2 separate regions of the Homo sapiens genome follow, and region 1 is linked to region 2. A link is a loop called in an ENCODE intact Hi-C map of the cell type or tissue named here. Cell type or tissue: heart right ventricle. All regions are shown on one strand. Each heading gives the region's core, and the rest is flanking DNA. Links, peaks and the distances in the headings are about the cores only.

The links. Peaks named below come from ENCODE experiments on the same cell type or tissue, not always from the same donor. Only the 100,000 strongest peaks of a DNase experiment are listed, where the experiment ranks them.
Region 1: it touches region 2 in a loop (8-fold over the local background); 19 of 110 quality-filtered maps call a loop at or near these places.

The regions. Positions count from the first base shown.
Region 1 is chr7:106,662,236-106,672,795 of GRCh38, forward strand. No RefSeq gene overlaps it. Among named protein-coding and RNA genes, the nearest start is that of CCDC71L, 6.4 kb to the left of the region's middle. RefSeq lists a silencer at 10,034-10,234. In heart right ventricle, for the core only: no CTCF peak of the experiment used is centred there; no DNase peak of the experiment used is centred there.
Region 2 is chr7:106,712,581-106,723,140 of GRCh38, forward strand. No RefSeq gene overlaps it. Among named protein-coding and RNA genes, the nearest start is that of CCDC71L, 57 kb to the left of the region's middle. RefSeq lists enhancers at 5,524-6,723, 8,243-8,502. In heart right ventricle, for the core only: no CTCF peak of the experiment used is centred there; no DNase peak of the experiment used is centred there; H3K27ac peaks cover 1,423 bases.

The sequences.
Region 1 (10,560 bases), core at 1,792-9,791, 50 kb before region 2:
AAAATCTCCTGACACTTAGAACTTTGAGGTGGGCATGTGGATTTTACCCAGGAAACATCTTATTTTGCAGTAGTGAACAAATAAAGTATAGGAGTTTTGTGATTTACATGTAGTTGCTAATGGTTTCCTCAAATATTTGACCTGAAAGAGACCTAGTTCATTCTCCTTATTTAACAGGTGAGGAAATCTGTACCATAGAGGTTCAGTAACACAGCTGGCTGATAGCAGAACTGGGATTCTAAATCCTTCGATTTCTAATCTAGTGATCTTTGTATTTCACTGAAGGTTTTTCAAACTGTGCTGTCCAGACTCTAAGGAATTCAATAGAACATGCTTTATGCATAAGTAGAATGACGAAGGACAGAGCTGTACCCCTATTCCTACTTCCACCCCACCCAGAATTGAGCAGTTTTTCTCTGTCTTATAATAGATTTATGAATAATATTTTGTTTGTTCAGTTTCAATAAAACCTAAAATAAATAATTTGAAAGCTCTACACCAGAGATGTCAAATTCTTGAAAGCTCTCACCACACAATGAGTTTATGGCAAAAATAAAACTCCACACAATGGGCTTATGGCAAAAATAAAACATCTAACCAGGAACCAGCTCTCTAGCAAAATCATGGTAACTTTCTGAATAGAAAATCATTTTCCTAGAAAAGCACACTCTGATCTCAGAACAAGATTACAGAGCCAAATACCAGCTTCCTAAATCCTTATAAAGGAATGATATAGCAACAACTCTTTACATCACAATTTGCTCTTTCCGTAATTCTGAGACACATAGTAAAGTGAAATTTGAATAATTTCCATTGGAATACCCAAAATCTAGAGTGAGCCATGAGAAAGTTAGGGGGGCTTCATAATGAAAAGCAAGGATAAAACAAGGATTAAAGTAGACCTGGCTTTTCATATTGGAATCCCCTCCCTTCCTTGATAATCATCATTTTATAAATTCTTCAGGGTCTTTACCACATAAATATATTCCAGACATTTACATAAATGTATAGAACTTATTTCAATTAAGAAGATAAACCTTTTTTAAACACAATTTTGGTTCTAAGAAAACATAAGATCTCAACTTGCCAAGTATTCAAGAGTTCATTTTATAATGCATGCTCATTTAATTTACTTAAAACCAAACAATATTTTTTATGAAATACTTTTAGGAACTAATATCATGATAAAGTGCTTATGTTATCGTATACATTTAAATTTGACATTATTTGCTCTATTCTGTTTCCTCTATTATTTTTAATTTTTTCTTGACCTCCACCTTTTAATTAACTCTAATAGTCTTGCAAATGGTTCCTTATCTGTTCTCCATAAATAAGCAAAATTTACACATAGAAATAATGTATCTCTTCTAGTTCCTGAGACTTGAGATACTATGAAGTTTATGGAAAGTTGGCAAATTAAATTTTTGCTCTTGAGTAACGATATTTTACAACCCTTAGTTTATTCCTTTACCTCTCAAGGGTAATAATGCCTCCTATGTCTGCTAAATAAGTGATGAATAATAATAAACAAAAAAAAGCTGTATGTATTTACTTTCTGTATTCAATATTTATGTAGTTAAAAAATAAATCCAAGCCGAATAAAGTGATGGGAAAAATTAAATAAAATGTATCTTTTAGCTACCCAGAAGTATTGCTTTAGAATCCAATTTCTATAAAATAATCTGCCTCTTGAAAAGTGGCCAAAAAAATTTTGAAAATCTATATAAGTGGTTGCAAACATCAGCTCTGGAATCAAATAAACTTGGGGTCAATTATATCTTTACAAAAAAATATTCTTAGACACATTTTTCACCTTTCTGAGTCTCAGCATTCTCATCTATAAAATGAGTATAACTTCTAACTTCAAAGTTTTAAGAACTGGACGAGAGAATATTCATAAAACACTTACTGTAGTGCCTGGAACACAGCATTCAATAAAAGCTATTCCTATTTGTCTTATTTATTTTTGAGGATTTTACTTGGTTTAATCAATATATTTTAAGCCCTGTATTACAGAATGTCTACATATTTTTTTAAAGTAGTGGCATTGATGAGAGGAAAATAAAAACTTTACAGCTAGAAGAAACTTAGAGATCATCTAATGAGTCCAACATTGTTAATTCAGATGAGAATTCTGAGATGCCAAGAGATCTGCCTAAGGTCACAGAGCTGTACAGTGGAAGATTCTGAGCTAGAACGTAGATCTCTAACTCTAGTTCAGAATTGTTTCTAACATTCTACATTTTGTACTTAACCAAGGAGATAGCATTAATTGCTGGCTTAAATGATGTTAAATATAGCATGATTCAGCAAGAAAAAACTCAGCCTTGTCATTAGACCTATTCTAAAAGTAATTTAGATTTTTATACAAAAGTTAGCTCAAACCCTGATATGCTCTGCAACGGCTTAATGTGAAAAACATAAAGACCATATAAACTGAGAGGATAGGACTTTCTTTTGCTTATAGGAATACCTGTACTTTCCCTATTTTTCCCGCTAATTGCAACTAAAAACCTTGGATGTTATATATAAAGTATACATAAGAAGACTCTGAAAAATGGAGAAGAGAAGGCAGACAGGCTGGAGACCTCAGAGAACCCAAAGAAGGGCATGGCAGTGAGTTCCCTGGGTCTCCTTTCTTCTTCTTTTCTCTTTTTCTAGCAAATCTGAGACTGGGTGCTAGACAAGCCAACAACCCCAAAATGCCAACAGATGCAAACATAAAAAGCCCCAACAAAATCTTCTTCTCTCTAGCTACAGGACCGGGAAAGGAGGGGCAGCCTAACAAAACGGAAAGCTTTTAGAAAATAATTTTCCTACTGCTGCAAAACACCATAGAAAAAAATTATGACTTCTACCCTTGCCAGGCTATAAAAAGGCACCCCCACCACCTCTGCTAGGGTGGTATGAGAGGAGGCTGGATAAGAAATCAGGACTTTAATCCTTGTTGGGCAGTAAACAGGCAATCTGTACCCATGGTGTCAGTGGAGACCATGTGGTGAATATAACAAGACAATCCTACCCACCTTCTCGGCCCTAGTGAGAAGCCAGAATTCCTACCCCCATTCAGCAGTAATGAGGGGCTCCTTTCCCCATTTCAGGTATCAGTGGAAACAGAGGAGAAATCTGGACTCTGACTTGGCAGTATTGAGGCAGTGCCCACCCCACCCCCATTAGGACAGTGTCAGAAAAACAGCTAAAACATTTAAATAAGATCCAGAGTTGTATAATGTAATACCCAAAACATTCAGGTTTCAATAAGAAATTACTTACCAGAAAGCTCTCAAACTGAATGAAGAAAGATTATCAGTAGATGCCAACATTGAGATGAGAAAGATGTTAGAATTATATAAAAAAGATTTTAAGCAGCCATCAAAAAATATTTCAATAAGCAATTATGAACACTCTTAAATGAAAAATACAAAGCTACTTCAAAGAAATAGAAAATCTCAGCAAAGAATCAAGAGATATAAAAAAGAACTAGATGAAAATTTTAGAAGTGAAAAAAAAATACAACCACCAACATAAAAAGCTCAGTGGATGGGCTCAACATTAGAATAGAGGACAGAGGAAATAATTGGTGAACTTGAAGATAGAATAATAGATATTATCCAACCTGAACAGAGAACTAATAGGCTGATTTTTTCAAAAGCCCTCAGGGGCCTCTGGGACTATAAGATCTAATATTTGTGTCATTAGAGATCTGGAAAGAGAGGAGAAAAAATATGAGGCTGGAAAAATTACTTAAAGAAAGAATGGCTGAAAATGTTCCAAATTTGCAAAAGACATAAATCCACAGATTCAAGAACAAACCCAAATAAGATTAACCCAAAGAAATCTACATCAAGGTACATCAAAGTCAGCTGGGCATGGTGCCTCAGGCCTATAATCCCAGCACTTTGGGAGGCCAAGGGGGGCAGATCACAAGGTCAGGAGATCGAGACCATCCTGGCTAACCCAGTGAAACCCCATCTCTACTAAAAATATAAAAAATTAGCCAGGCATGGTGGCAAGCGCCTGTAGTCCCAGCTACTCGGGAGGCTGAGGCAGGAGAATGGCATAAACCCAGGAGGTGGAGCTTGCAGTGAGCCAAGATGGTGCCACTGCACTCCAGCCTGGGCAACAGAGAGAGAGACTCTGTCTTAAAAAAAAAAAAAAAAAAAAAAAGAAACATCAAAGTCAAACTTCTGAAAACTAGAGATTGGATTAAGTTAAGTTTGTACTTAATCCAAGGAGATTAAGATCCAAGAAAAAATACTGAAAACAGCTAGATAAAAACAACAGTTTACTTACGAGAGAAAAGCAATTCAAATGACAGCAGATTTCTCATCAGAAACCATGGAGGCCAGAAGGAAGTGGCCTTTTTTCACATGCTGAAAGAAAAGAACTGTCAACTCAAATTCCTATATTGAGTGAAATAATCCTTTAAGAATGAAAAGAAGATCAAGACATTCTCACATGAAGGAAAACAGAGTATTTGTTGCCAGTGGACCTACGCTAAAGAATGACTAGCAGAAGTTCTCTAAATAGAAAGGAAACAATAAAAGAAGGATTCTTGGAATATTAGAATAGAAGAAAGAACATGGTAAGCAAAAACTTGGGTAAACAGAATAGACTTTCCTTCTCCTCTTTAGTTTTCAAAATTATGTTTGATGGTTGTTATGGACTGAATATTTGTGTCCTCCCAAAATTTATATCTTGAAGCCCTAATCCCCAGTGTGACTGTATTTGGAGATAGGGCCTATGAGGAGGTGATAAAGGTTAAATAAAGGTCATAAGAGTAGGACCCTAATCCAGAAGGGCTGGTGCTCTTATAAGAAAAGAAAGATGTCAGAGGTCTCTCCTTTGCCACTATATGAGGATACAGTAAGAAGGCAGCCATCTGCAAGCCAAGAAGAGAGCCTTCACAGGGAACCAAATTGGTTGGCACCTTGATCTTAGATTTCCCCATGTCTGGAACTATGAGAAAATAAATTTCTATTTTTTAAGCCACACAGTCTGTGATATTTTATTATGGCAGCCCAAGCAGACCAATCCAATGGTTGAAGTGAAAATTAGTAACACTGATGTGGCTCTGTATGTATGTAGACAAAATATTTTAAACAAATATGTTAAGAGTCAGGATAAACAGACATAAAGAAAGATAAGGTTTCTATATTTCACTAGAATTGGTAAAAACGACACCAGTAGTCTGGGATAAGTTATGTATATACAGTTAATCCTTGAACAATGTGGGGATTAGAAGCACTGACTCCCTATGCAGTTGAAAATCCAAGTTTAACTTTTGATTCCCTAAAATTTTAACTACTAACAGCCTAACTGTTGACTAGAAACCTTACCAATAACATAAAGAGTTGATTAACAATATTTTGCATAAATACTATATACTGTATTCTTACAGTAAAGCAAACTAAAGAAAAGAAAATGTTATTAAGAAAATCATGTGGCCTGTAATCCCAGCACTTTGGGAGGCCAAGGCAGGCGGATCACAAGGTCAGGAGATCGAGACCATCCTGGCTAACACAGTGAAACCCCATCACTACTAAAAAAAAAAAAAAATACAAAAAATTAGCCAGGCGTGGTGGTGGGCGCCTGTAGTCCCAGCTACTCATGAGGCTGAGGCAGGAGAATGGTGTGAACCCAGGAGGCAGAGCTTGCTGTGAGCCGAGATCGCGCCACTGCACTCCAGCCTGGGCAACAGGGCAAAACTGCGTCTCAAAAAAAAAAAAAAAAAAGAAAATCATGTGGAAGAGTCATCATATTCATTAATCACTATTAATCACATCACTATTCATTAAGTGGAAGTGGGTCATCATAAAGGTCTTCTTCCTCTTCATCTTCATCTTCACATTGAGTAGGCTGAGGAAGAAGAGGAAGAAGAGGGATTGGTCTTGCTGTCTCAAGGTGGCAGAGGTGAAAAGAGGTGGAGAGGGTGGTACGGAAAACAGGAAAGGCAGGCACGCTTGTAACTTTAATTTAAAAAAATCCATATAGAAGTGGACTCTCACAGTTCAAATCTGTGTTGTTCAAGGGTCAACTGTATAGTGTAACACCTAGAGCAACCACTGAAAAAGCTATAGAAGGATATGTTCAAAAACATTACAGATAAATCAAAATAGAATTCTAAAAAAAGTTTAATGCACGGAAAGAAAAAAATAGAGAAATGCAAAACAGAATAAAGGGAAAACAAACCAAAAGGATTAGGCTATAACATAATATTTTGTATCAGTGCTTATTTATTAGTGATTGATCAGAAATTGCCCAAATTGGAAATGGACCAAGAAATTGGCCAGACCTGAAATTAGCTAGGCCTGATATTAACCAAAATCCTAAGGAACAAAGGGAAAAAGGTTTCTTTTCACGTTTAGTCCAAAACCTAGTTCTGTTTTCTTTTACCCATTGCCCTGTCTCCTAGAACTTCATAGAACCAATCTCCAAAAGTAAATTTTAGATTATGTCAAAACTGCAATGTAAGAAATTTCTTTATATTGTTAACTCATATTAAATTTAAAGCCAACTAGAAACCATTTTTTCCCATATGAATTACTGCAAAATTAAGTGTGCCCTGAACTATACTGTACTTGGAGCAGGGTCTCCAACTTTTTTGGCACCAGGGACCAGTTTTGTGGAAGACATTTTTTCCACGGACACCTCAGATCATTAGACATTAGTTAGATTCTCATAAGGAGCATGGAACCCAGATCCCTTTGCATGTGCAGTTCACAATAGCGATCATGCTCCTATGAGAACCTAATGCCACTGCTGATCTGACAGGAGGCAGAGCTCAGAGAGTAATGCTTGCTCACCTGCTGCTCACTTCCTGCTGTGCAGACTGGCTCCTAACAAGTCATAGACTGGTACCAGTCCACGGCCCATGGGTCGGCAACCCCTGACTTAGATGACTTTACATTTATCTCTGTTAAATTTCATTTTGTTGATTTCAGTACAACATTCCTACCTACTGTGGTACTCTTGGATCTAAATTCTATAATATCTGATTTTGATTAATCCTTTTAGTAAATTAGACCAGCATCCTTCCACCTTAAACCAAGTCACCAATGGCACTACCGGTTGGAACAGACTCAATGACAAAGACCTGTGTCACTCTACTGGAGACTTGATCATACTGACACACACCCATCTGTAAGCACTTTTTGCTTACGGTTGGCTCACTAGCCTCAAGACTTTTGTTATTATCACCCAGATCACAATTTATTATCCAGGAAGATATTAAAAGAAACATTGTCAAATTTTGTTGAAATCAAAATATGCTGTGTCTATGAGTTTTCCCCTAACCTACTAAACCTGATAAACCTATTAAAAATAAAATGAAGTCATCCCATAATTTTTTATAAGGTCTCAGACTATTTGATATCAACAGTGGACCACACTTGTACTCTCCTCTCTCTTAATAATTTTGGAGCTCCACTCTAATTACATGCAAAAATAATTAGCCAGTTTGACACTATTAGTATCAGATTAGAAGAATATTAACATATTAAACCATAAACATGGAAAAAAGATCTAAGTACTATAATTAAACAAGAGTCGACAAATTCATATTATTACTTTAAAAACAATATGATGCTTTTAGACACATAAGTAGGATGCATAAGTAGGCGTATAAAATTCCAGAATCATAAAATAATCTTAAAAAATTTTTTACTCAATACCACCCAGATTAAACCCCTAAAACACAATCCTGTCCCTTTAGTGCTCAGAAATCCTGAGTGGATCTACTTTGCCTACCAAATTGAGAACAAACTCTGTAAGCTGCTATTCAAAAGCCTTCAAATTATGACACTATCCAGCTTTTAGGACCCATTTATGCCTAGGCCAGAGCAAAACTTCCCACCAAACTTTACCTCAACATGTTCCTAGAATGCCTATTAATTCAGTCATTCAAATAACTTATTGAGAATCTGCTATAGCTGGAAAGCTGGGACTAAACTGTGAGCAAATTGTGTCAGGAATTTGCTTCATGATGCTTATAGACTAGTATATTAGTTACCACAAACTTGGTGGCTTAAAACAACACAAATTTATCATTTTGCCATCATTCTTGAGGTCAGAAGTTCAATATTTTTTTTGAGACAAGGTCTTACTCTGTCTCCCAGGTTGGAGGGCAGGGCACCATCTCGGCTCATTACATCCCTGTCTCCCCAGGCTTAGGTGATCCTCCCACCTAAGCCTCCTGAGTAGCTGGGATTACAGGCATGCACCATACTCAGCTAATTTTTAAAATTTTTTAGAGATGAGGGCTCATTATATAGCCCAGCTTGGTCTCAAATTCCTTGGCTCAAGCCATCCTCCCACCTTGGCCTCCCAAGGTGTTGGGATCATAGGCATGAGCCACCATGCCCAGCCTTAATGTAGATCTTACTGGGCTAAAACGAAGATGTCAGCAGGGCTGTGTTCTTTTCTGGAGGTTGAAGAGGTGAATCTGTTTCTTCACATGTCCCAGTTTCTAGAGACCACCCACATTCCATGGCTCATGGCTTCCTTCCTCCATCTTGAAAGCTAGCAATGTTAAATCTCTCTGACCATCCTTGAATAGTCACATCTCCCTCTGACTCTCCTCTTCTGCTTCCTTCTTGCATTTTTAGAGACCCTTGTGATTGGATTGGGCCTATCAGACAATCCAAGATAATCTATTATAAGTTCAGCTCATTAGCAACCTCAATTCCATCTGAAACCTTAATTCCCCTTTTTCATGTAACTTAATATATTTGCATGTTTCAGGAATTAAGATATGAACATCTCTGGGGCACCATTTTTCTGTCTACAGAGCTATAGGTTTAACTAGGAATCATACAGGTGTAACATATGTGAATACTCATATTCTATGTCAGACTCTGTGCTCCATACTTCACATGGATTACTTCATGTAATCTCACAGCAGTCCCTTGAGGTAAGTACTATTCTATATGCCCCACTTTACAGCTGGGCACACAGAGACTATTCTTTCCCCTTTCCAAATTTTACCCATCCTTTGAGGCTCAACAAAGCCATTGGTCCCTATATGTTCTCTTCCTTCTGTGAAGGCTGTGGCATTTTCATTTTCATTTCTCTTACAGCACACTTCCCCACCCACCCACACCCTCACCTTACCCTCACCCCTAGAAGAACCACTGTTACTGGCGGGGATGGGTTGTATCTCTCAATTCTGTTAGAGAAGAAGAATAATTGTGAATCATCTAGATTATAAATTCCCTCACAGTAATGCTGTGTTCTATTCATCTTTTTACTTGTAATTGCATGTAGCAATAATACCTTAGTATTTTCTCTGAAGGTAGTACACTAAAGTTTAAAGAATACTTTATCTGATGTGATCTTCAAAGAGCCAGATGAGGGAAACAAGAAAAAATATTCTCATTTTATGGATGAGCTTCAGGTGAAGCTAAGTAAGGTGCTCCAGTTGCTAATTGACATGCTCCAGTAAAGTGATAAAGCTGAATCCTGAATCACAGTTTTCTGATTCAAAGAGCAGCACTCGCCCCATTTATAAAAGGAGGTTGACTGGGTGGTTCCAAGATGGCTGAATAGGAACAGCTCCAGTCTGCAGCTCCCAGCATGATCGATGCAGAAGACGGGTGATTTCTGCATTTCCAACTGAGCTACCTGGTTCATCTCATTGGGACTGGTTGGACAGTGGGTGCAGCCCGTGGAAGGTGAGCCAAAGCAGGGTGGGGCATTGCCCCACCCGGGAAGCACAGAGGGTCGGGGGATTTCCCTTTCCTAGCCAAGGGAAGCCATGACAGATTGTACCTGGAAAAATGGGACACTTCTGCCCAAATATTGGGCTTTTCCCAAGGTCTTCGCAAGCGGCAGACAAGGAGATTCTCTCCCATGCCTGGCTTAGCGGGTCCCACACCCATGGAGCCTTGCTCACTGCTAGTGCAGCAGTCTGAGATCAAACTGCGAGGCGGCAGCCTGGCTGGGGGAGGGGCGTCCACCACTGCTGAGGCTTGACCAGGTAAACAAAGTGACCAGGAAGCTTGAACTGGGTGGAGCCCACCACAGCTCAGCAAGGCCTACTGCCTCTAGAGACTCCACCTCTGTGGGCAGGGCATAGCTGAACAAAAGACAGCAGGCAACTTCTGCAGACTTAAACGTCCCTGTCTGACAGCTCTGAAGAGAGCAGTCATTCTCCCAGCATGGCATTTGAGCTCTGAGAACAGACAGACTGCCTCCTCAAGTGGGTCCCTAACCCCTATGTAGCCTAACTGGGAGATACATCCCAGTAGGGGCCAACTGACACCTCATACAGATAGGTGCCCTTCTGAGACAAAGCTTGCAGAGGAAGGATCGGGCAGCAATATTTGCTGTTCTGCAATATTTGCTGTTCTGCAGCCTCCACTGGTGATATCCGGACAAACAAGGTCTGGAGTGGACCTCCAGCAAACTCCAACAGACCTGCAGATGAGGGACCTGACTGTTAGAAGGAAAACTAACAAACAGAAAGGAATGGCATCAACATCAACAAAAAGGACATCCACGCCAAAACCCCATCTGCAGGTCACCAACATTAAAGACCAAAGGTAGATAAAGCCACAAAGA
Region 2 (10,560 bases), core at 1,286-9,285:
TAGAGACACAAAAAACCCTTCAAAAAATCAATGAATCCAGGAGCTGGTTTTTTGAAAAGATCAACAAAATTGATAGACCGCTAGCAAGACTAATAAAGACGAAAAGAGAGAAAAATCAAATAGACGCAATAAAAAATGATAAAGGAGATATCACCACTGATCGCACAGAAATACAAACTACCATCAGAGAATACTATAAACACCTCTATGCAAATAAACTAGAAAATCTAGAAGAAATGGATATATTCCTCCAAACATACACCCTCCCAAGACTAAACCAGGAAGAAGTTGAATCCCTGAATAGACCAATAACAGGATCTGAAATTGAGGCAATAATTAATAGCCTACCGACCAAAAAAAGTCCAAGACCAGATGGATTCACAGCCAAATTCTACCAGAGGTACAAACAGGAGCTGGTACCACTCCTTCTGAAACTATGCCAATCAACAGAAAAAGACGGAATCCTCCCTAACTCATTTTATGAGGCCAGTATCATCCTGATACCAAAGCCTGGCAGAGACACAACAAAAAAAGAGAATTTTAGACCAACATCCCTGATGAACATTGATGCAAAAATCCTCAATAAAACACTGGCAAACAGAATCCAGCAGCACATCAAAAAGCTTATCCACCATGATCAAGTGGGCTTCATCCCTGGGATGCAAGGCTAGTTCAACATATGCAAATCAATAAACATAATCCAGCATATAAACAGAACCAAAGACAAAAACCACATGATTATCTCAATAGATGCAGAAAAGGCCTTCAACAAAATTCAACAGCCCTTCATGCTAAAAACTCTCAATAAATTAGGTATTGATGGGACGTATCTCAAAATAATAAGAGCTATTTATGACAAACCCACAGCCAATATCATACTGAATGGGCAAAAACTAGAAGCATTCCCTTTGAAAACTGGCACAAGACAGGGATGCCTTCTCTCACCACTCCTATTCAACATAGTGTTGGAGGTTCTGGCCAGGGCAATCAGGCAGGAGAAAGAAATAAAGGGTATGCGATTAGGAAAAGAGGAAGTCAAATTGTCCCTGTTTGCAGATGACATAACTGTATATTTAGAAAACCCCATTGTCTCAGCCCCAAAACTCCTTAAACTGATAAGCAACTTCAGCAAAGTCTCAGGATACAAAATCAATGTGCAAAAATCACAAGCATTCCTATACACCAATAACAGACAAACAGAAAGCCAAATCATGAGTGAACTCCCATTCACAATTGCTACAAAGAGAATAAAATACCTGGGAATCCAACTTATAAGGGACGTGAAGGACCTCTTCAAGGAGAAATACAAACCACTGCTCAATGAAATAAAAGAGGACAGAAACAAATGGAAGAACATTCCATGCTCATGGACAGGAAGAATCAATATCGTGAGAATGGACATACTGCCCAAGGTAATTTATAGATTCAATGCCATCCCCATCAAGCTACCAATGACTTTCTTCACAGAATTGGAAAAAACTACTTTAAAGTTCATATGGAACCAAAAAAGAGCCCGCATTGCCAAGTCAATCCTAAGCAAAAAGAACAAAGCTGGACGCATCACACTACCTGGCTTCAAACTATACTACAAGGCTACAGTAACCAAAACAGCATGGTACTGGTACCAAAACAGAGATACAGACCAATGGAACAGAACAGAAGCCTCAGAAATAACACCATACATCTACAACCATCTGATCTTTGACAAACCTGAACAAAACGAGAAATGGGGAAAAGGTTCCCTATTTAATAAATGGTGCTGGGAAAACTGGCTAGCCGTATGTAGAAAGCTGAAAATGGATCCCTTCCTTACACCTCATACAAAAATTAATTCAAGATGGATTAAAGACTTAAATATTAGACCTAAAACCATAAAAACCCTAGAAGAAAACCTAGGCCATACCATTCAGGACTCAGGCATGGGCAAATACTTCATGACTAAAACACATAAAGCAATGGCAACAAAAGCCAAAATACACAAATTGGATCTAATTAAACTAAAGAGCTCCTGCACAGCAAAAGAAACTACCATAAGAGTGAACAGGCAACCTGCAGAATGGGAGAAAATTTTTACAATCTACCCATCTGACAAAGGGCTAATATCCAGAATCTACAAAGAACTTAAACAAATTTACAAGAAAAAAGCAAACAACCCCATCAAAAAGTGGGCAAAGGATATGAACAGACACTTTTCAAAAGAAGACATTTATGCAGCCAACAGACATATGAAAAAATGCTCATCATCACTAGTCATCAGAGAAATGCAAATCAAAACCACAATGAGATTCCATCTCACACTAGTTAGAATGGCGGTCATAAAAAATCAGTAAACAACTGGTGCTGGAGAGGATGTGGAGAAATAGGAATGCTTTTACACTGTCAGTGGGAGTGTAAACTAGTTCAATCATTGTGGAAGACAGTGTGGCGATTCCTCAAGGATCTAGAACTAGAAGTACCATTTGACCCAGTGATCCCATTACTTGGTATATGTCCAAAGGATTATAAATCATGCTACTATAAAGACACATGAACATGTATGTTTATTGAGGCACTACTCACAATAGCAAAGACTTGGAACCAACCCAAATGTCCATCAATGACACACTGGATTAAGAAAATGTGGCATGTATACACCATGGAATACTATGCAACCATAAAAAAGGATGAGTTCATGTCCTTTGTAGGGACATGGACGAAGCTGGAAACCATCATTCTGAGGAAATTATCACAAGGACAGAAAACCAAACACCACATGTTCTCACTCATCGGTGGGAATTGAACAATGCGAACACTTGGACACAGCATGGGGAACATCACACACCGGGGCTTGTCATAGGGTGGGGGTATAGGGGAGGGATAGCATTAGAAGAAAGACTTAATGTAAATGATGAGTTAATGGGTACAGCAAACCAATATGGCACATGTATACATATGTAACAAACCTCCTGCACGTTGTGTACATGTACTCTAGAACTTAATGTATAATTAAAAAAACAAAAAAACCAGCTCTTGCTTCTGAAAGATGCCACAGTCTATTGAGAAAAACAAATAAGAAAATAAGCAAGTGTGATAATGCCATAGTAAAATGCTAGGAGAACATGGATTTGGAGCCCACTGCTTCTAACAGGATCTGATGATTCTGAAATGATTTTAAATGTGTTTAGCTTTCATAGGTAACAGCTTTCCAAAGTATTTGAGCCAATATATTTTCTTACCTGCAATGTATGAGAGTTCTAACTATTCCACATCCTGGCCAACACTTGCTATTGTATGTCTTTGTAATTTTAGCCGTTCTGATAGATATGTCATGGTATCTCATTGTGGTTTTAATTTGCATTTCCCTGATGAGTAGATGTTGGTGAAGGCAATAGGTGGGAAAGGGTAGATGGAGGAAGAGGCATTATAGACAGAGAGACCAACATGTACAAGTAGACACAGAAACTAGAGAAAATATGTATCGTAGGTGCACAGGATAGCAAGAGACAAGGCAAGAGAGAACACAAGGAGGAGTATCAAAAGCCTTGCCCAACACACTGAGAAGGTTGAGCATCTCATAAAATCACTGGAAAGCTAGCCATAAAAATATTTTATAAGTAAGACATAAATGTAACCAGATCTATAGTTAAATGATCCCTCTAACAACAGTGTGGAAGACAAATTGGAGGAAGGAATACTGGAGGAAACGGCAAGGGAAGGAGGTAAGTAGGGCTTGAATAGAGGCAATGCCACCAAGGACATGCCAAGAGAGTGGTTTTTAAGGACATTTAGACAATAAAATCTACAGGTTTGGCTCAACACAGGAAATGAGGAGGATGAGGAGCACAAGATGGCACCCAGCATTCGGGCCTGGCAGACATGCTATACTTGAAATAGGGGTAGAATATCTAGAAACCAAGCAGTGTGTCCTGGAGGTCTGGTATTTGTTTACCTTACAAAACAGTTAAAAGGATTTTGTTTTCAAAGCTTAATTCATAGGACCACCAGAATTATATTTCCAAAGGGGCCCTGGGAGTTGAGAGAGGAGATAAACATAGTGTCTTGGTCTTTGAGAGCAGAAAAAAGGGTTCCTGGGGCAAATTCTGCACTGATGAAGAGGGCTGCCTTCACTATCTCTCCCAGAGAAGTGCTCCAAAGCTGGCAGAAGACCCTCAGTCAAAGGCAACACTGTACAGCAGAAGCAAAAGTACAAGATACCAACTTCTGTAGACTACATACAGGTCGTCAGCATGTGTGGGGTGGGTAAAGCCATGAAAACGAGTGAGCTTATGCTAGGATTGCTTAGACTGTGAGGAGAAAAGGGCCAAGATGATGGGAAGCATCAGTGTTTAACAGGTGGAAAGCCTGAAAAAGAATGTCCAGAAAGGCAAGAAGAGAGCCAGCAAAGAGCAATGTAATGGAAACCAAGGAGGAGAATTTTATGAAGGAAGTGATCAATATAGTCAAGTGCTGGAAAGAGAAGTTAAATAACATGAGGATTTTAAATAGTTAGAAAATCTTTAATGACTTTGCAGAAGCCACTTCACTAGGTTAATGGGATGTAAGCCTCATTATGGAGAGCTTTAGAGTAAATGAGCAATGATAAAGTGCAGAGAATGGTTTATATTATTTTGGGGGGTTAATAATGAAGTTGGAAAAATATAGGGTGATCTCTAAGAAGAATTACAAATTTAGGGGAAAGAACTTTCCTTTAATGTGGTAGAACCTGTAGCATGGTAAAAGGCTATGGAGAAGAAGCCAATGATAATAGGTTGAAAAAAATGGAAGAGAAAAGAAGCTAAGAAGTAACTGAAGCATTAGAAGGGAAATCTCCAGAGAAATCTAAGGATTGTCAACTATGCCAACTGTTTAAACAACTTCAAGAAACATAAGGACAGAGAACAGTCTACTGTATTTGGCAATTAGGGCATCAGTAAGAGTTGTTTTGAGAAGTTCACTTGAGTGTTGGGGACAGAAGCAGAGTACAAGGAGCTGAGAATCTAAGGGGATATGGGAAACTGAAGACAGAAAATTGAACACTACATTTTCAAAGCACTTGGCTGTGATTGGAAGAAGAAAAGTAAATTATTTAATCCTACCTATCATTTCTGCTAGGCCCATGGTCTCCTCTGAGTGGCCAGTATCCAGTGATCTTGCCCTGCTTATTGGACAGGAGTGGACACTAAGCCAAGGGAAGTTTACCTTATGGGCATAGCTGTCAATCAAAGGGGAGCACCCAAAGTAATGCACAATTTGCTTTTTCTTAGTGGATCCTCTTTCTGGGAGAAATTAAAAGTGTACTCACAGTTCAACGACAAATACACAGTGACACTACTGGAAGAGACTCATTTGTTTTTGGAGTTATGAAGCACTCTCCTTTTTCTTGGATTAATTTATCTCCATGGTAATTAACCAACAAAATTATGTTCAGAGATATAGTTTCTGTTAGATTGCCTTTCAGAGATTAGATCTTTCCTTTTCTACACTTCCCTTTATTTTGAGCCATGAATAGCAAAGCAAAGGACCATTAAGTATCCTATTAGCCAAATGCTTTAGTTTACACCATGATGATCTCAGAATACCTAAGTAATCAGTCAATACATTTTTTTAAAAGCCAAATAAGTTAATAATCTTAATGAAGTCTGACTTCATTAAGTCATTTTTGTAGTTCATTTTTGTAGTTTTTAGTGTAATTTAGAGACATAGCTCAAATCAACTTCCTCATTCTATAAGTAGAGGTACACATAATTATGCCCTTAAAGCTAATCAGGATTTTCAAAAGTCAAGCATACCATGGGCTGTGGCTTTTATTAGTCACAGCCTCCGGAAATGTTGATTCAGCTGAGTAGGAGGCAATGGGAGCATTCATTGTGACTTAGTTAATAGTCATGTGTGGGGGAAGGGTGCAGAACTGGGTAGAAGATGAAAGAAGATAAGCACATGTTTAAAAGAATTGCATTAAACAACTTTTTACTATGGTTAGAAAAGTAGCATTTGTTTTTTTCATGCTGTAATATGTTCAGCTTCATAATGAGTTGTGACATTTACAGCATTCTTTTAAAGATATCTGGGCAGAGCAAAGCCAGGGAGGAAATTACTGAGCATGACTACTGGCAACTGGTGATAAATACTTTCGCATTATTTAAAAATATTTAATGGCCACTGTCTTTATTGTGCAAGGTATACTACCATTTCATTATCATTTTTCAGATACGTGACTCAAGTTACCAAGTTGCCATGACTGCCTACTGGAGATGAAGGAAACAAAATCATCATTACTGAAAAATTCTTGAAGAAAAAAATGTTCATCAATTTGGAGATACCTGTCTTCCAGAATACTTGAGATTATTCTTTAAAAACAATTTTTACCACATATAAACAGAAGCCAAGGCTAACTCAAGATAAAAATTTAGGTCTTAAGGATCTTTCATGCCTGTAATCCCAGCACTTTGGGAGGCCAAGATGGGCATATTACTTGAGCTCAGGAGTTCAAGACCAGCCTGAGCAGCATGGCAAAATCCTGTCTCTACAACAAATATAAATATTAGCCAGGCATGGTGGCGAGTGCCTGTAATCCCAGCTACTCAGGAGGCTGAGGCAGGAGAATCACTTGAATCTGGGAGGCTGCGGTTGCAGCGAGCCGAGATTGCACCTCTGCACTACAGCCTGGGTGACAGAGTGAGACTGCATCTCAAAAAAGAAAAAAGATATACTTTGGGTGTGGATAGATGTAATATTTCTGAGAGAAAAGATCTTTTTTGCTCACTTTAAAAATTGTTCCTCCACCGCATCTCACCACTCCACAGCCTAAAATCACCTGATATTGATCCCTGTTCTATCCAGAGTATTAGTGATGTGTAGTATCTATTCAAAAAGTGCTCCAATACTGTCTTTGAGGTTTCCTCCCAGGCTACCGGCACCCATTCTGTAGCTTTTGCTGCTCTCAAATCTTGAGTTTACCAGAAATTGTCAATAAAAGTTTATTATACAAGAATCAGGACCATATTCCTTCCTCAAATGGCCCTTTAATGATTGTTGAATAAAATATCAAGGAGTTGCTGTGGTCTACTCATATCGTCCTAAAAACCAAGTTTGTACAAGTAGATAACAATCACTATGTTAGAACAACTTCTTGGCTGAAAGCAAGTACAAGACACCATTGATTATAAGACGCATCCCAATTTTAGACATGTTAACATGTGAAAACAAAAAACAGGCTTATCTTCAAGACATATTTTTAAACCTAGAAGAAGAGAAGGAAAAGGATGAGGAAAAGGAGAAGAACAAGAGAAAACTGTTCAAATAATCTAGATAAGAACTAAGGTACTAGTAGCAGAGAGAGAGAGAGAGAAGGGTTTGGACACAAGGCATATTTAGTAACTAGAATCACCAGGTCTTGGAACTGACGGGAAGTTGAGAAAGATGGCAACAAAGTATAGGAAAGCTATACAATTTCTAGGTCATATATCTGGATGGGAAGCAAATAAAAGATTAAGGGAAAATACTAGTTTAGTTTTGGATACACTATTTGACAACCAGATACAGATGTCCAGTAGGCAGTTGGATATATAAATCTGGAGCTTAGTAGAGTTGCCTAGTCTGCAGATATACAATTAGAAGACATTTATATGTGGTACTGGGTAATATTGCCCATCAATGGCCTATTGAATTTTTTTTAAGAAAAACATAAAAACCTCCAAACTAACCAGTACTGTATTGTCAGTATTCAGTTACAAGGAACAGAATCCACTGTAGCTGGTTTAAGAGGAAAGGGGTTTGTTACAGAATATTAAATGGCTTACTTTAAAAAGCTAATAAAAAAAGACTCCATTCTAAGGTTCTAGAAACAATTCCCAAAGCCACACTACAGAACTGGGTAGCTGAAGGAGCTGCTGCCTTAAAAATGATCAGGGATCTGTAAAATTAGCAAACTGCCATGTGAGAAATTACTAACACTACTTGCTTCCAAACCACATCACGTTCACTAAAATCTCCACCAGCAAAAATATGACCCTGTGCCTTGACTCTCTCCTCCTAGATTAACTGCAAATCTAAGTCTCATACAATGTATCTGTCTGATTGTCAGAAGGTAAATTATACCCAGAACTCTAGGACATTTGAAGAATGGCTTGCTTTGTTTTGCTTTGGCTTTGTGTGTTGAGCTTTCTGCCTTCCACATATTATAAGGAAGCTGAACTGAAACGTGTGGTGAGTGAGCCAGACCCTATCACCTACCATGAAGACCAAAAGCAGAACAATGGGGAACATGAACACTGAAAGTGTGAGAAGTTTGGCCATACCAAAGAAGGTATGGCCAGAGAGGTGAGCACCACAGTGAGTGTACAGCATGGAAGCCAGTGGAAAGGAAGCAGAAGAACAAAGCAGCACCAGAAGAAGCAAGGAGTGAAGAAAGGTCAATGTCAGAAGCTGCTAAGAAGTGAGCGTTTAAACAGCTGGATAATTTCTAAAGCAGGGGCCCATCCATGGCCTGTTAGGAAATGAGCCGCATAGCAGGAGGTGAGTGGCTGGCGATCGAGCAAAGTTTGATCTGTATTTACAGCAGCTCCCCATTGCTTGTATTACTGCCTAAGCTCACTTCCTTCAGATTTTAGGGGGCATTAGATGCTCATAGGAGCAAGGGCCCTAGTGTGAACTGTGCATTTGAGGGATCTGGGTTGTGTTCACCTTATGAGACTCTAACAAATGCCTGATGATCTGAGGTGGAACAGTTTCGTCCTAAAACTATTCCCCCCCAACCTCCCACCCCTTCCCATGGAAGAATTGTCTTCTGGGAAACCAGTCCCTGATGTCAAAAATGTTGGAGACTAAAGAGTATCTGATAGAGTTAGCAAAAACAAGGTCCTTTGGTGGCCTTGGCAAGAGCAATTTCAGTGAAGTGGTTATGAAGGATGCTTGCTTGAAATGGGTTAAAAAGTGACTGGGAAGGATAAACTGATTTCAAGTTTATCTTCCTCTTAAGTGTGAAGTAATCTGTTAGGGCCTGAGTTTTCCTCGTCTGTTAAAATGGATTTATGCGCACCTTGTATGTTTGTTTTATGTGCAACCTGATATGGCCAGGCATTCACCACTATGACGGAAATCAAAAGAATTAACCTCACTTTTGTACCTAGGATCTCCCCAAACACCTCCTGGTTGTTGGAATTTGGGAGAACCTAGTCATTCACTACCTCATTTCTTCCAGCTTCTTCCAAATTGAGAACAGACTCATGTGACCAATGGATATCAAAGTATCAGTTTTATTCATGGTAAAGCTGGAATGAAGAAAATAGTTTGGGCTTGAGGTCAAAATGCCTTTCCCTTGTATTGAATGTGCATTCCCAGCCAGGCAGAGGAGCTAGAGGGGACACTCTGCCCAGTCTATTTACCACACTGGAGATAAGATATGAGAAAGGTCCCAGTCGTTATCCATTTTTGAGGCAAGTAGCAGGAGAGCAAGAACCAAGAGTTAAGGCCATACATATACAGTGACCCCATCTGGCAGGAAAACAAGAGGAGGCACCAAGAAAGGAATGAAGAGAAAAATGGATACGTCCTTTATGATAATTCCTCAAGACTGTTAAAGCATTTCCAGAAACCATAGAGAGGAAGAGAGAGGTACTCCCAACCTAAGGGATGATCATGTCTCTCATGGCCCACAAACAAGATGTCTTTTACATCAAAATCCATGCATGGTGGAAGGGGAACATGACTAGGTCTTCATTTGCCACAAAAGTTCACAGGAGGAAGAATGGGGAAGTAGCCGACCCAACAGCCTTCACCATACCAAACACTTCAGACTAATAAGTAGATTCAGTTCTTCAAATAGGATACAGTTATAGTAGATATAGAGATATGGAGGTACCCAGATTCTCCTCCAAGGAAGGACTTGCTGCCAAGCAGCCATGAGTGCAAACAACAGTCTCCAGCTGACTTATTTTTCAGCATTTGCCTAAACTTCAGAGAGCTTTGAGATCCGACCTCACATATTCCCAAGCAGCCTGCATCTAGTGACTAATCGACACAGGGGTATACAATTCTGTCCATTTTGGTCAGATGTGAGACAACTCTGTTGTGAAATATTTGTTCTGGAGCTTCCATTCAGGTTTGCTGAGGCTTTTTTGGACCTGAATTCACCTTTACCCTCATCCTGCTTCTTTTCCCTTCCTTTTACAGATGCTAATCTCCAAAAAATATTTGACATCCTAAACTCTATCTCTGTATCAACTTCCAGACAATCCCATCTACAACAATATTGTAGTGCAAATAAAGAATAAATTCATGGTGAACATAGCTGTTTCCTTTTACCTCCCCAGAGAAGCCTTCTAGAGTAGCTTTTTTTTTTTTTTTTTTTTTTTGAGATGGTGTCTCGCTCTGTCACCCAGGCTGTGGTACAGTAGCACGATCTCAGCTCACTGCAACCTCTGCCTCCTGGGTTCAAGCGATTTTCCTGCCTCAGCCTCCCAAGGAGCTGGGACTATAGGTGTGTGCCACCACGCCTGGCTAATTTTTTGTATTTTTAGTAGAGACGGGGTTTCACCGTGTTAGCCAGGATGGTCTCAATTTCCTGACCTCGTGATCTGCCGG